Linked DNA regions of Homo sapiens: all the other regions are linked to region 2. A link is a contact called in ENCODE Hi-C or POLR2A ChIA-PET data. All regions are on one chromosome and are shown on one strand. The core of a region is the stretch at or near the end of the contact, and the rest is flanking DNA. Distances in the headings are between cores, read along the strand shown. Region 1 holds the start of OLFM2 (olfactomedin 2). Region 2 holds the start of PIN1 (peptidylprolyl cis/trans isomerase, NIMA-interacting 1). Region 3 holds the start of ZNF846 (zinc finger protein 846).

Region 1 (4,444 bases), core at 1,821-4,320, 100 kb before region 2:
GGGGAATAGATCTAAGTGCATATCGACCAAATTCCAACCATATAACACAGGCTGTAGCTTAGTTGTAACTGTGATCGTCTTAGTGACCAGAGCCCAAGGAGGACACTGTTCATGGTCCTGAAATGCAGCATTCATGAGTCAAGAGTGCTGACTCTTGACCGTGAGACCCACTCTTGGTCAAGAGCTTGTGGGTCCTACCAACCAATGTCCTCCTTTTATGCAATGCCAACTGCAGGCTTGGCCTGAAGGGCCCACAAAGGACTGTCTCCCATTTGGGAAAAGGAGATAGAAGAATAGGATGGGTGCGGTGGCTCATGCCTGTAATCCCAGCACTTTGGGAGGCTGAGGCAGGTGGATCACCTGAGGTCAAGAGTTCATGACCAGCCTGGCCAATATGGTGAAACCCCATCTCTACTAAAAATATGAAAAATTAGACAGGCCTGGTGGCAGGCACCTGCAATCCCAGCTACTTGGAAGGCCGAGGCGGGAGAATTCCTTGAACCCGGAAGGCAGAGGTTGTAAGCCGAGATCAAGCCACTGCACTCCAGCCTGGGTGTGACAGTGTGAGACTCCATCTCAAAAAAAAAAAAAAAAAAAAGAGATAGAAGAATAAACAGGATGTCTTCGCAGGCTCAGACTCTATTTTGTGTCCACATCCCATGATGAGTGTCCTCAACCCAGTGCATGGTTGGTTATTGCAAGGCGTGCTGGGGAGTGAGTGCTAGCTAGGTGCTCTCTTTGCTTAGAGTCACAGATGTCTCCCAATAACTGCAAAAAACAGGTCTTCTAAGAGGGGGAAAGCTTTTTCCCTAAGGTCACATGGCCAAGAAGTGGCAGCACCAGGGTTGAACCCAGATCTGTGGGTCACCAAGCTCTTTCTCATTGACCTGACAAAACCATCATCGACATGTTTTATCCCCAGTAGGGTTGAGACAGGAATGATCCAGGGTGGTCACAGGCAGCCGTTTCACATGACTAGAGGCTATGGGCTGATAAGATCCTGAAAACCAGGGTGTGGACCAAGCTGGCTAAGACCTACTGGACCCAACATGGCGTTACATTCTACCTAGGTTTCACCTAGGATCTCATTATGTACTCATTAAAATACTAAAATTACCCACCCACCAGCGCCCTTGACAATTCCAGGGACACCCAAATTTGGTGTAAAAGTGGGTGGCACCACAGTCCACCTTTTTCCAGTTTTCATGAATATTCCATCCCTTGGTTAAAGAGATACACAGTGGCCTGTTGTGGTGGCTCACGCCTGTAATCTCAGCACTTTGGGAGGCCAAGGCGGGTGGATCACGAGGTCAGGAGTTTGAGACCAGGCTGGCCAATATGGTGAAACCCTGTCTCTACTAAAAACACAAAAAATTAGCCGGCTGTGATGGCGCACACCTGTAATCCCAGCTACTCAGGAGGCTGAGGCAGGAGAATTGCTTGAACCTGGGAGGCAGAGGTTGCAGTGAGCCGAGATCACACCACTGCACTCCAGCCTGGGTGACAGAGCGAGACTTTGTCTCAAAAAAAAAAAAAAAAAAAAAAAAAAAGAGACACATAAAGGTAGCAGTCCCAAACCACCTTGCCCATCTCTCTCTCTTAAGTACGCCCACTCCCTTTTCTCAAGTGTGGACTTTTCCCTTAACAAAAAAATCTCCGAACTTTTCATGATTTTCTGATTCCTCCTTGAATTCATTCTTGCGATGGTGTTAAGAGCCTGGACACCAGCTGGGGTCGAGGCCCCACCAGCGTCTGGGGAGACCCCTCCTAGCCCAACAGTATCAGGGTCACAAAAATGCCAGGCTTCCTGGCCTCGCATATTTTATGCCCGATTTCTTTCCAATCTGACTTATTTGCCCGCCCCCCTCCTCCACCTCTGCCTACATATATCCGAATCCCTAGAGGGGCTGTGGGGAGGAAAGACGACTAGGGACACTTTTTTTTTTTTTTTTTTTTTGAGACAAGGTTTGCTCCTGTTGCCCAGGCTGGAGTGCAATGGCACGATCTCTGCTCACTGCAACCTCTGCCTCCCGGGTTCAAGCGATTCTCCTGTCTCAGCCTCCCGAGTAGCTGGGATTCCAGGCATGCACCACCACGCCCGGCTAATTTTTGTATGTTTTAGTAGAGGTGGGGTTTTGCCATGTTGGCCAGGCTGGTCTTGAACTCCTGACCTCAGATGATCCACCCTCCTCAGCCTCCCAAATTGCTGGAATTACAGGCGTGAGCCACCGCGCCCGGCCTAGGGAGACTTTTGGAGGAGTGAGAGGCAGAGAAAGGCTGGAAAGCCTCCCGAAAGTGAGGCTAGACAAGGACGCCCTTCATATGCAAATGGCTTCGCGTGGAGGCGGTGTTAATATTTTGATTCTCTCGGGGGATGTGGTCTTTCATCTTGGGCTATTGAAACAGGGAGCGAAGAGAAACTCTTCCAGGTGTGGCGGAGGCGGGGAGGCTTCCAGCGGGAGGACTGGTGGGGAAATGGGGCGCCCGGGGAGAGTGAAAACGAGACGCCCCTTTTTGAGGCCAAGCCCACCCACGTGGCCATTTCCATTGGCCTCTTGCCTGATTCTCGGTCTCCTGTCCCCCCAACCTCAATTTTTTCCTCTTATTCCCCGTCTCCATCTATGCCTCACCCCTCTTGTCCTGGCATTGACCCCTCCTCCAACTTCCAATTTCAGATTCTGCCTCAGTTTCCCTGTTGACTCTTGAGTTTTTAGGGAGGGGGCGTTCATCATTTCCCCTCTCTGCTACCAGGCCTTCCTCCTATTCCTCTCCCCCAACCATTCGTCCCCGTCCCACCTGCAACGTGGGAAATGCCCCCGGAGGGTGAAATTTACAAACACGTGACGGGCACCCCTCCCCCACCTCCGCGACCCGCTCCCGGAATGGCCTGGGGGTTGGGGGGCGCTGCCAAGTCCTGTCCTCAGGTCCCCTCGCCGGCGCTGGCTCCCCCACTTCCCCGCCCCCACCCCCCCACCCGACCCTGCTCGAGCTGCTCCCGAAGAGGAGCTGGGGGCGGGGCGGGGGGCGGAGCCCGCAACAAAGACTCGGAGCGAGCGAGGGGGCGGGGGTGGGGCGGAATCCCGGCCGCCGGCGAGGCGGGGGAGGCGGCGGCGCAGGGTCGCCCCGGCCGGGCGGGCGGGGTCGCGCCTGGTGGCGGTCCCCGCGCCGAGGCGCCGCTAGGGCGGGCGGGGGTCGGGACGCCGGGCTAGGGGCGCGTCATGTGGCCGCTCACGGTCCCGCCGCCGCTGCTGCTGCTGCTGTGCTCAGGCCTGGCCGGACAGGTAGGGGCCCGGCGGGCAGGTGCGGGCGCGGGTGGCTCCGGGAGAGGAGGGGGGCGCGGAGGGTTCCCGGAGAAACGGGGTTGGGAGGCTCCACAAGCCCCCCCAGCTGCAGGGCGGCGAGGGGCGGGGGTCGCAGCGGGGGAGGGGCCGGGACGTGCACTCTCTGGCTTGGGAGAGGACGAGGGGGGCTTCAAATCCAGCCTCAAGCTGGGCTGGTTTGGGGGGTGGCGTCTTTGGGGTTCTCAACCCCTCCATGGCCCCGAGCCCCCACCCCGCCATCTCGCTGGAGCTGAATGGGGTTGGGAGGGAAACTTCAGGGGGCATTGGAGGGGGGCGGTTGCTTACCCTTGACTTCCTCTTCGGGGCCGAGATGCCCAGTTTCTGAAGCCCTCCACTCCTCGCCTGCAGCCCCCAGTGTGGGGCAGGGGACGGGACTCACGTGAGAGTGACTGACGGGGACGCGTGTGAAATGCTGTGGGGGTGCAGGGTAAACGTGTGTGTCTTTGTGTCGTGGTTGGGTGTGACCGGGGGGAGTTTGTGTGTGTGGCGGTTGGGGGGCTTGTCCAACTAGTGCCCGAGTTGGGGTGTGATCAGTACGTGAGACAGAGTCTGTGTGTGACCGTGTCCTCATTACTGGCTCCAGATGACTGGGTGTTGTACAATACGTGTGTGGCCAGGTGTGTGGCCGTGTGAGAGCCTTGGAGTGAGCGTGTGCTATTCTGTACCTTTGGGTAAATCACTCTAAAAGGGTGTGTGTGTGTGCAAGCGCTGTGTGTGCAAACGTGTCCATCCATGCACGTGTGTGTGTGTATCTTGGTGCCTTGCTCACAACCGCACACGCCATTCATACCCTTACAGAAGCGGGTCTCCCTCCCCATGGCACCTTTCTCTTGGGCAGGCTCAGGGAGGCTTGCAAAATGTGGGGCGTCCACGCTCTCTTTTGCTATTGGAAAGCCCCTCTCCTCCTCCATCTTGGGAGTGAGAGCACCCCCAAGTTCTCAGATCTGTAGGAGTTCACAGGGAAGCTGGGATCAAAAATAATAAAATAGTCATTATGATAACAGTGATCATTCATTACGTGCTAATTTGAGAGGTGCTGTTTCAATCACACAGCACAGACTAAGGCATTTAACCCCCTCTGCCTCCTCCCTACTAGAGCATGG
Region 2 (4,411 bases), core at 1,094-3,593:
AACTCCGTCACAAACAAACAAACAAACCAACATTAGCCGGGCGTTGTGGTGTATGTCTGTAATCCCAGCTACTCGGGAGGCTGAGGCAGGAGAATTGCTTGAATCTGGAAGGTGGAGGCTACAGTGAGCCAAGATCATGCCACTGCACTCCAGCCTGAGCGATAGAGTGAGACTCTTGTCTCAAAACAAAAACAAAAACAACAGGCTGGCTGGGCGCAGTGGCTCAGGCCTGTAATCCCAGCACTTTGGGAGGCTGAGGCAGGTGGATCACCTGAGGTTAGGAGCTCGAGACCAGCCTGGCCAACATGGTGAAACCTCGTCTCTACTAAAAATACAAAAATTAGCCAGACGTGGTGGCAGGCACCTGTAATCCCAGCTACTCGGGAGGCTGAGGCAGGAGAATCACTTGAACCCGGGAGGCAGAGGTTGCAGTGCGCCAAGATCATGCCACTGCACTCCAGCCTGGGTGACAGAGTGAGATTCTGTCTCAAAACAAACAAACAAACAATAAAAAATAAAAAATAAAAAATTAGCCATGGGTGGGTGGTACACGCCTGTGGTCTCAGCTACTTGAAAGGCTGAGGTGGGAGGATTGCTTAAGCCTGGGAGGCAGAGGCTGCACTGCAGCCTGAGCCACACAGTGAGACCATCTCCAAAAATAATAATAAGAAAGCACTAAATAAGCTCACACATCTACAAAATGCCTAGGACAGAAACTGGCACACATTAAGAGTGGGATAGCCTTTATTATCTCTATTGTATAGATGGCAAAACGGAGACCTCACCTTTTGCATCTCTGGGAATGGCAGCAGTGGGTAACGCTTCCTGAGTGTTTACTCTGTTCCAGGCACACACAGGGGAAGGCAGGAACTGTACTCAGGTACTTCACACCCGAAAGCTCTGCTCTTAGCTACTACACCGTGCATGGTGTTGCAGAGCTAGGAACCAGCATTACTGGTGGCCCGATGTTACCCAGGGAGTGAGGGGTATGAAGGAGTGAAGACTGTGAACAAGAAACTGGAAGTAAAGACCCTACTGGGTGCCACTCCAAAGGCTGACAGTTCGCCTGGGTGACATGGAGTGTCACCCATAAAGGAAGCCATCAGGGTTGAACTGAGCAGAAACAGCAGAAATGGGCCCAGAGCTGGGCAGAGCATCCGGTTTATGCTGGAGGTCCCAGCCACAGGCCAGGGCTAGAGCAGGGTGGGCGAGAGCGCGGGTTCCAGGTGCAAATGCAGCTGAGCTACTGACTCACTCTAAAACCTTGGCAATGGGCTCTAATCTCCCTGCACCTCAGTTTTCTCATCTGAAAAATGGGGAATAGAGAATAAGGAGATCAAACCTCATGGGGTTAATGAGGAGAGTCCATGTATCCAAACAGTTCACCAGAACCTGGCACTCAACCAAGGAGAATTATTATTGCAAATGCGATTGCTATGGGCTCTAGAGGCAGCAGAGTGACTCGGGACCTGCCCACAGATGCTGGGCCTGCTCCTCAGGAGTTTGCAGTGACACGGGGAGGGGGATTTGTAGGCAAACTGCCTAGGTCCTAATCCAACCCCCGGCCCCTGAAATGAATGATCTTGGACGAGTTCCTTCAGTTTTCTGACCTCAGTTTCCTTGCTGGTAAGGTGGAAGTAATAACTACCTGGCTCCCAGAGTTGCGGCAATTCAGAGAGAACTTAAAGCGCTTGACACAGAGAAAAACATGCCCTGTTACTGGCAATATTATCATTGTGGCTAACCCTTAAATCGGGCCTAAGCACAGGGGCCATCGTCTGGCAGAATGTCACGGGCGATGTCGCAGACTCAGCATTAGGTGTACACAGTAGGGGTGTTAGCAGGGGTAGGTTGTGGACCCGAGGCCGGGCAACACCCTACGCCCTTTGCAGGGTACTGGGGTGTCTCCCTCCCAGGGGTGCCCCCGGGCCCAGCAAGGTGCAGAGACGTCCCCCGGGGTGTCAGGTGCATTAGGCCGAGAGGTATCAGCCGGGCCGGCAGGGCCAGGGCCATCGCCCCGGACTCCCCGGACCCTCACCCGCCCAGCCCCCTGCCTCAGCTTCCTCAGGCTTCCCGGCGGCTCCTGAGGCTCGCAGTCCCCACAACAGGGCGGGCCGGGGCCGTTACCCCGGGGACGACGCGGAAGAGCCAGGACCCCATGGGAGGGAGGCAGCGCTGCCGCCGCGCCCAAGGGGCGAGCTCGAGCCCTGCTTACGCGGGCCCGCGCAGTCCCGCCCCAGCCCCGACCCCCGCGGCACCTGAGCTGCGGCTCATGCGCTTCTCCCAGCCGGGCGGCAGCTTCTCCTCGTCCGCCATCTTCCCTCCTGCCGCAGCGCCTGCTCCGCCTCAGCTGCGCCGCCTGTCGCCCGCGCCCGCCCGCCGCCGCTGCCTATTGGCTAGACGCGCTCTGCAACGGGGCCTGGCGGCGACGCCCATTGGGCTCCCTAACGGTCCGGATTGGCTTTCTGGCCTTCTATTGGGTAGAAGAAAGGCTGGGCGGACCCTCCCACGTTATCCCTGCGCCCCGCCCCCGGCCAGCCTCAGCCTGGCCCCGCCCACTCGCTCTCCTCGGCTCCTGAGTGGTCCGAAGCGACGCGGGCCCGCCCTTCTCAACGCCCTTTAGCGAGCGCCAAAAAACTCCCGACCCCTTCTTGGCGCGCGTCGCCGCAGAGCCCACCCAGGCGGGATAGAGCTTATGGATTGGCTAATGCCGCAGCAACTCCCGCCTGCCTGAGCTGTTCCCGGAGGTCCGCAAGCCCCCAGCCCTCCCATGCGGAAGAGTCTGGCTGGTGCAGAGGTAACGGCGGTCCAGGAGGTACTTGGGCGGGGCGGTGCTGCCTCTGCTGTTGCCATAGCAATGCAGTTGCCTTGGAGATGAGCACCTAAGTACCCGATGCTTAAATTTGGCTCCTCCATCCTCCCTCTTCCCACCTGTTTCCCACAGATGTCCAAAGCTAACCCAGCCTCTTTTATTTTTTGCAGGGCTCAACTTTTCCCTAGGCTCTGGACCCAAAGGCCTTCCACGTCCTTTGGAACCTGCTTACTTCCTTTATTCCCTCGCAGTCTGGCTCCTTCCTCCATCCTGGGTGACCAGTGGGTGCCGACATTGACATTCATATAAGAACACGGAGGAGGTGCAGGTGGGAGGAGATGGGCTCAGTTTTAGCCAACTTAAAATAGAGTCTGCAGAGCCCGTGGGACACAGGGGAGGTATTTGGGGACCCAGAGTTGGGGAACTGTGGGTAGATATGGGAGTTGAAGACACTGACAGCAAAGGGTGCAACTACAGTTCACCTAGCATAGAACCCTATGTGACCGTTAAAAAGAATGAGGCTCAGTGAAGTGAACTCATAGGGAAACCTGCCCACAACAAATTAGACGCAGGATGCAGTAGAAGGCTAAGAGAAGTCTGGAGCCAGACTTGGGTTTAAAGCCTGGGACTGACACTTGCTATGCGACCTTGAACTGATTACTTAACGTTACTCTGTACTTCGGTTTCCCAATCTGCAAAGCGGGGATAAGCAATTACATCCTTCTGTTTGATGTGAACATTAAATAAATTAATCCACATAAAGCACTCAAGCCAGGCTCGGTGGCTCACACCTGTAATCCCAGCACTTTGGAAGGCCGAGGTGGGTGGATAACCTGAAGTCAGGAGTTCGAGACCAGCCTGGCCAACATGGTGAAACCCTGTCTTTACTAAAAATACAAAAATTAGCCAGGCGTGATAGTGGGCACCTTTAATTCCAGCTACTCGGGTGGTTGAGACAGGAGAATTACTTGAACCTGGAAGGCGGAGGTTGCAGTGAGCCGAGATCGCACCACTGCACTCCAGCGTAGGTGACAGAGCGAGACTCCATCTCAAAAAACAAAAAAAGTTTAAGTTTTAATAGAACATTTTTTACAAGTATTAGCATAATATTAAAAAGATACTTTTTATAAAGATAATTTTAGACATGGGCAGTTACAAAAACAGTAGGGTTTTCATGTACCCTTCACCCAAACTTCCCTAATATTAGCGTCTTAAATAAACAATAGAACAGAATTCTCAACCAGTAGCGATTTTGTTTCCCAAGGGACATTTGGCAACATCTTGATACATTTTTGGTTGTTACAACACCTTCAGACATTTTGGAACAGGAGATACTACTGGCTACTGGCATTTAGTATTAGATGCCAAGGATGCTGCTAACATCCTTCAAGGCACAGCCCCCACCAAAAGAATTATCCAATCCAAGGGCTGAGTGTGGTGGCTCACACCTGTAATCCAGGGCTTTGGGAGCCCAAGGCAGGAGGATCGCTTGAGCCCAGAGTTGGGGACCAGCCTGGGCAACATGGCAAGACCCTATCTCTACAAAAATAATTCACTGGGTGTGGTGGCACGTGCCTGTAATCCCAGCTACTTGGGAGG
Region 3 (4,361 bases), core at 1,732-4,231, 67 kb after region 2:
ATGGAACCAGTCTCAATGCCCATCAACTAATAAGGGGATAACAAAAATGTGGTATATATACACCACAGAATACCACTCAGCTATAAAAAGCAAGAAAGTCATAGCATTCTGAGCAACCTGGATAGAGACTATTATTCTAAGTGAAGTAACTCAGGAATGGAAAACCATATATATGTTCTCACTTATAAGTGGGAACTAAGCTATGAGGATGCAAAGGCATAAGAATGATATAATGAACTTTGGGTGGGCGCAGTGGCTCACGCCTGTTATCCCAGCACTTTGGGAGGCCGAAGTGGGTGGATCACTTGAGGCCAGCAGTTCAAGACCAGCCTGGCCAACGTGGGAAAACCCCATCTCTACTAAAAATACAAAAATTAGCCAAGCATGGTGGCGCATGTCTGTAATCTCACTTACTCAGGAGGCTGAGGCAAGAGAACTGCTTGAACCTGGGAGGCGGAGGTTGCCAAGATCATGTCACTACACTCCAGCCTGGGCAACAGAATGAGACTCCATCTCAAAAAGAAAAAACAAAACAAAACAAAAAAGGATAGAAAGAAAGAATGCACTTTGGGGACTCTGGGGGAAGGGTGGGAGAAGGGTGAGGGATAAAAGTGGATAAAAAACTACACATTGGGTACATTGTACACTGCTCGGATGATGGGTGCACCAAAATCCCAGAAATCACCACTAAAGAACTTATCCATGTAACCCAAAACCACCTGTTTCCCAAAGGCTATTGAAATAAAAAATAAATAAATAAATAAACCTTTTTCCATTTTGGTTTACATTTATATTCTTTTTCTAGGTTTTATTTTTTGAGCTGGGGATTTATTTTTTATTTTTTATTTTTTTGAGACAGTTGTGCTCAGTTGCCCAGGCTGAAGTGCCGTGGCGCCATCTCAGCTCACTGCAACCTCCGCCTCCCAGGTTCAAGTGATTCTCCTGCCTCAGCCTCCCGAGAAGCTGGGATTACAGGTGCGCACCACCACGCCCTGCTGGTTTTTGTATTTTTTAGTAGAGACCGTGTTTCACCATGTTGGCCAGGCTGGTCTTAAACTCCTGTCCTCAGGTGATCCGCCTGCCTCGGCCTCCCAAAATGCTGGGATTACAGGTGTGAGCCACTGCACCCAGCTATTCTTATTTTTATTGACAAAAGTGTTTAGGAATATGAATGTTCCTTTGACCACTGCTTAAAATGCGTCTTGTATTATCCAAAAAAGCCAAAAAAAAAAAAAAAAGAGAAAACCCAATATCCAACAACTGATGTTATGATACAGCCATACAATGGAATCTTATTTAGTAAAAAAAAATTAAGTACTGATACATGCTAATTGGATGAACCTTGAAAACATTGAATGAAACAAGCCAAACACCACGTGTTTTATATTCTAATTCTACAGGCAATATCTACAGTAGGCAATCTATACAGACAGAAAGATTAGCTGTTGCTTTGGACTCTGGGGGTGGGGGTGGGGCTGGATGAGCAGATTGGGTGATCATGGCTAGGGTACTGGGTTTATTTTTGTGGTCATGAAAATGTTCTAAAATTGATTGTGATGATCGATGCACAAATATATGAATATACAAAAAGCCACGAAACTGTACACTTTAAACAGGTTAATTGTATGCTATGATAATTGTATCACAACAAAACTAAAGGCCTAAAGAAGGAACTGAATGTATCAGAGGCACAGAGCATTTTATGGATTAACAGGTTAATCTTTTTTTTTTTTTTTTTGAGACGGAGTCTCACTCTGTCGCCCAGGCTGGAGTACTGTGGCATCGTATCAGCTCACTGCAACCTCAGTCTCCTAGGTTCAAGCAATTCTCCTGCCTCAGCCTCTCGAGTAGCTGGGATTACAGGCGCCCACCACCACACCCGGCTATTTTTTAAAAAATATTTTTAGTAGAGATGGGGTTTCGGCATGTTGGCCAGGCTGGTCTCGAACTCCTGAACTCACGTGTTCCACCCGCCTCGGCTTCCCAAAGTGCTGGGATTACAGGCGTGAGCCACTGCCCCCAGCCCCATCAGGTTAATCTTTCAAACAGGGTGTCGCTGGTCTCGAACTCCTGGGCTCAAGCGATTCTCCCGCAGTAGCTAGGACTACAGCGGGATTATCTTTGTAAATATGTTTATATCCCTGCAGAGGGTTGAAGAAACAAGGAGAAAATCCTGCAGAAAAGAATTTCCCTAGGGTGGTGGCTCACGCCTATAATCCCAGCACTTTGGGAGGCCAAGGTGGAAGGATCACTGGAGCCCAGGAGTTCCAGATCAGCCTGGGTAACAAAGAGAGACCCTGTCTCTACAAAAAAATAAAAATAAAATAAAAATAAATTAGCCAGGCGTGGTGGCACACACCTGTGGTCCAAGCTGCTTGGGAGGCCGAGGGGGGAGGATCCTTTAGGCTCAGGAGTTCGAGACCAGCCTAGGGAACACAGTGAGACCCAAGTGTCTAGAAAAAGATAACTTAGCTGGGCGTGATGGGCCCAACTGTGGTCCAAGCTACTCCGGAGGCCGAGGCGGGAGGATAGCTTCAGCGCAGGAATTCCAGGCTGCAATGATCTATGACCGAGCCACTGCACTCCAGCCTAGGCGACAGACCGGAGCCTTATCTCAAAAAACTAAAAAGAGAAATTAAAAAAGAAAAGAAAAGCACTCGATGAGCATCCCGCTGTCTGCAATCGAAGCCTTAGGTGACGCCTCCACGCGTGCCCCGCCCGCTGCGCCAGTCCCCGCCTCCAACCCGGCCCTTGGCGCTGGGTTTCCTGGTCCGGCGTCGTTCCCAATATCGACAGATTGATCTGGATCCTGGTCCACCTGGGATGCGAGAAAACGGGACTTTTCTGTACGCGTGTCGAAGAGGTGGCCCCAGCTCTTCTCTCAGCTTCACATCATCCTCATTCCAAAGCTCTTGGGGCTCGGCCCCTACACTTAATGCCGTGCGCAACCGGAAGCGGAAGTGCCAGCCGGCGCGCAGCTATACGTATTCCCCGCTCTCCAGCAGCTTCCTAGCTGGGTTTTCACCTCAGCCAGCGCTCATGCTCAACCTAGGCAGGGCGGGGCAGGAGGGCCTAGCGGGAGGCGGAGCGAGGGTCGGAGGGTGACGCTCCGGACTTCTGCTAGGTCTGAGACGCGCCGGCCTCCCGCTGCTGCTCCGGAGAAGCGGCGCCTCCTCCCCGCCAGGACCCCGAGGCGGGGGGTTCCCGCCTTCTCTTCTGAGCGCCTCTTCCCGCTGCGCCCGCATCAGTCTGGGCCTGGCCCAGGGTCCCCGGTGGAGACGTGTTTTTTTCTCCAACCACCGTGCCCCTCTGTTTAAAAGCAGCCAGTCAACCTTTGTGTCCTTTCTCCAGAAGGAAAAGCATCTCAGCTGTTGTGGAAAAGGGCCCCAGCGTCCTCTTGTCACCGACAGGGCGATTGCAGTGCGTTCCGGTGAGCCCTGGACGGAGGAGATGATCTGGCTGTGGGAGGGCATCGCTTATTGAAGTTTGCGAAATTGCTCAGCAGTTAAATGCTTTGTCAAGTGTGCAGGAGTTGTAGGTTTATAGAAATAAAAGCAAATATTGCCACAGTTATAAAGCAAAGTAGCAATACTCCGCTGTGTTTTTGAGATCAAAAGCAGCTGAACTTCCTAGGTCAGTACCTCCCAAAGAGCTTCAAAACGGAGGGGCTTCCAGGAAGTAGGATGCCGCCTTCATTATACCAGTATCAGAAATTACAGTTGTATTAACTGTGAAAGAGACATGTTTTGATTCAGCGTTTTTCCTCTCGTATATATACATATTTTGAGACGGAGTTTCGCTCTTATTGCCCAGGCTGGAGTGCAATGGCGTGATATAGGCTCACTGTAAACTCTGTCTCCCGGTCCAAGCGATTCTCCTGCCTCAGCATGCTGAGTAACTGGGATTACAGGCATGTGCCACCACGCCCGGCTAATTTTGCATTTTTAGTAGAGACGGGGTTTCACCATGTTGGTTGGGCTGGTCTCGAACTCCTGACCTCGTGATCCACCCTCCTCGGACTCCCAAAGTGCTGGAATTACAGGTATAAGCCACCGCGCCTGGCCTTCCCCCTCATATATTTTTATTTATTTATTTACGTTTTAAAGACAGGGTCTTGGTTTGTTGCCCAGGCTATCTGTAGATTGAATATTCTAAACCAAAGAAAATGTGAAAGGCCAGAATATTGAACACCTATTATATATCCTTGTTGTAGACTGATCATTTGTTAATATTTTGCATGTTTTCTGTTTCTTTGCATCTCTTGTGTAGATCAATGTGTATTGGCCGGGTGCGGTAACTTAAACACCTGTAATCCTGGCACTTTGGGAGGCCGAGGTGGGCGGTTCACCTGAGGTTGGGAG

The links. A loop is a pair of places that touch in the nucleus more often than their neighbours do. ChIA-PET counts read pairs that join two places held with the same protein, here RNA polymerase II (POLR2A). Pooled maps may share reads with other maps.
Region 1: a loop to region 2 is called in a pooled map, with 3 times the contacts of the local background. The contact joins the promoter of OLFM2 here to the promoter of PIN1 in region 2. A Hi-C loop is called at or near these places in 7 of 50 pooled maps. POLR2A ChIA-PET finds 5 or more read pairs at or near these places in 3 of 52 experiments (AG04449, GM12878 and K562).
Region 3: a loop to region 2 is called in a map of naive thymus-derived CD4-positive, alpha-beta T cell, with 8 times the contacts of the local background. The contact joins the promoter of ZNF846 here to the promoter of PIN1 in region 2. A Hi-C loop is called at or near these places in 1 of 168 maps with a recorded cell type or tissue (naive thymus-derived CD4-positive, alpha-beta T cell), 8 of 37 single-sample maps with no recorded cell type and 13 of 50 pooled maps. POLR2A ChIA-PET finds 5 or more read pairs at or near these places in 18 of 52 experiments (B cell, CD4-positive, alpha-beta T cell, CD4-positive, alpha-beta memory T cell and 14 more).

Annotation. Positions count from the first base shown.
Region 1 is chr19:9,935,141-9,939,584 of GRCh38, reverse strand. OLFM2 (olfactomedin 2) reads left to right here and starts at 3,070. Exons shown (of 6, transcript NM_058164.4): 1 at 3,070-3,281. The coding sequence starts at 3,219. RefSeq lists enhancers at 2,051-2,553, 3,220-3,814.
Region 2 is chr19:9,833,250-9,837,660 of GRCh38, reverse strand. PIN1 (peptidylprolyl cis/trans isomerase, NIMA-interacting 1) reads right to left here and starts at 2,343. Exons shown (of 4, transcript NM_006221.4): 1 at 2,259-2,343. The coding sequence starts at 2,316. PIN1-DT (PIN1 divergent transcript) reads left to right here and starts at 2,646. Exons shown (of 2, transcript NR_183873.1): 1 at 2,646-2,797; 2 at 2,983-3,582. RefSeq lists silencers at 2,052-2,271, 2,302-2,641.
Region 3 is chr19:9,767,358-9,771,718 of GRCh38, reverse strand. ZNF846 (zinc finger protein 846) reads left to right here and starts at 2,981. Exons shown (of 6, transcript NM_001077624.3): 1 at 2,981-3,430. RefSeq lists enhancers at 2,697-2,916, 2,188-3,053 and a silencer at 2,997-3,166.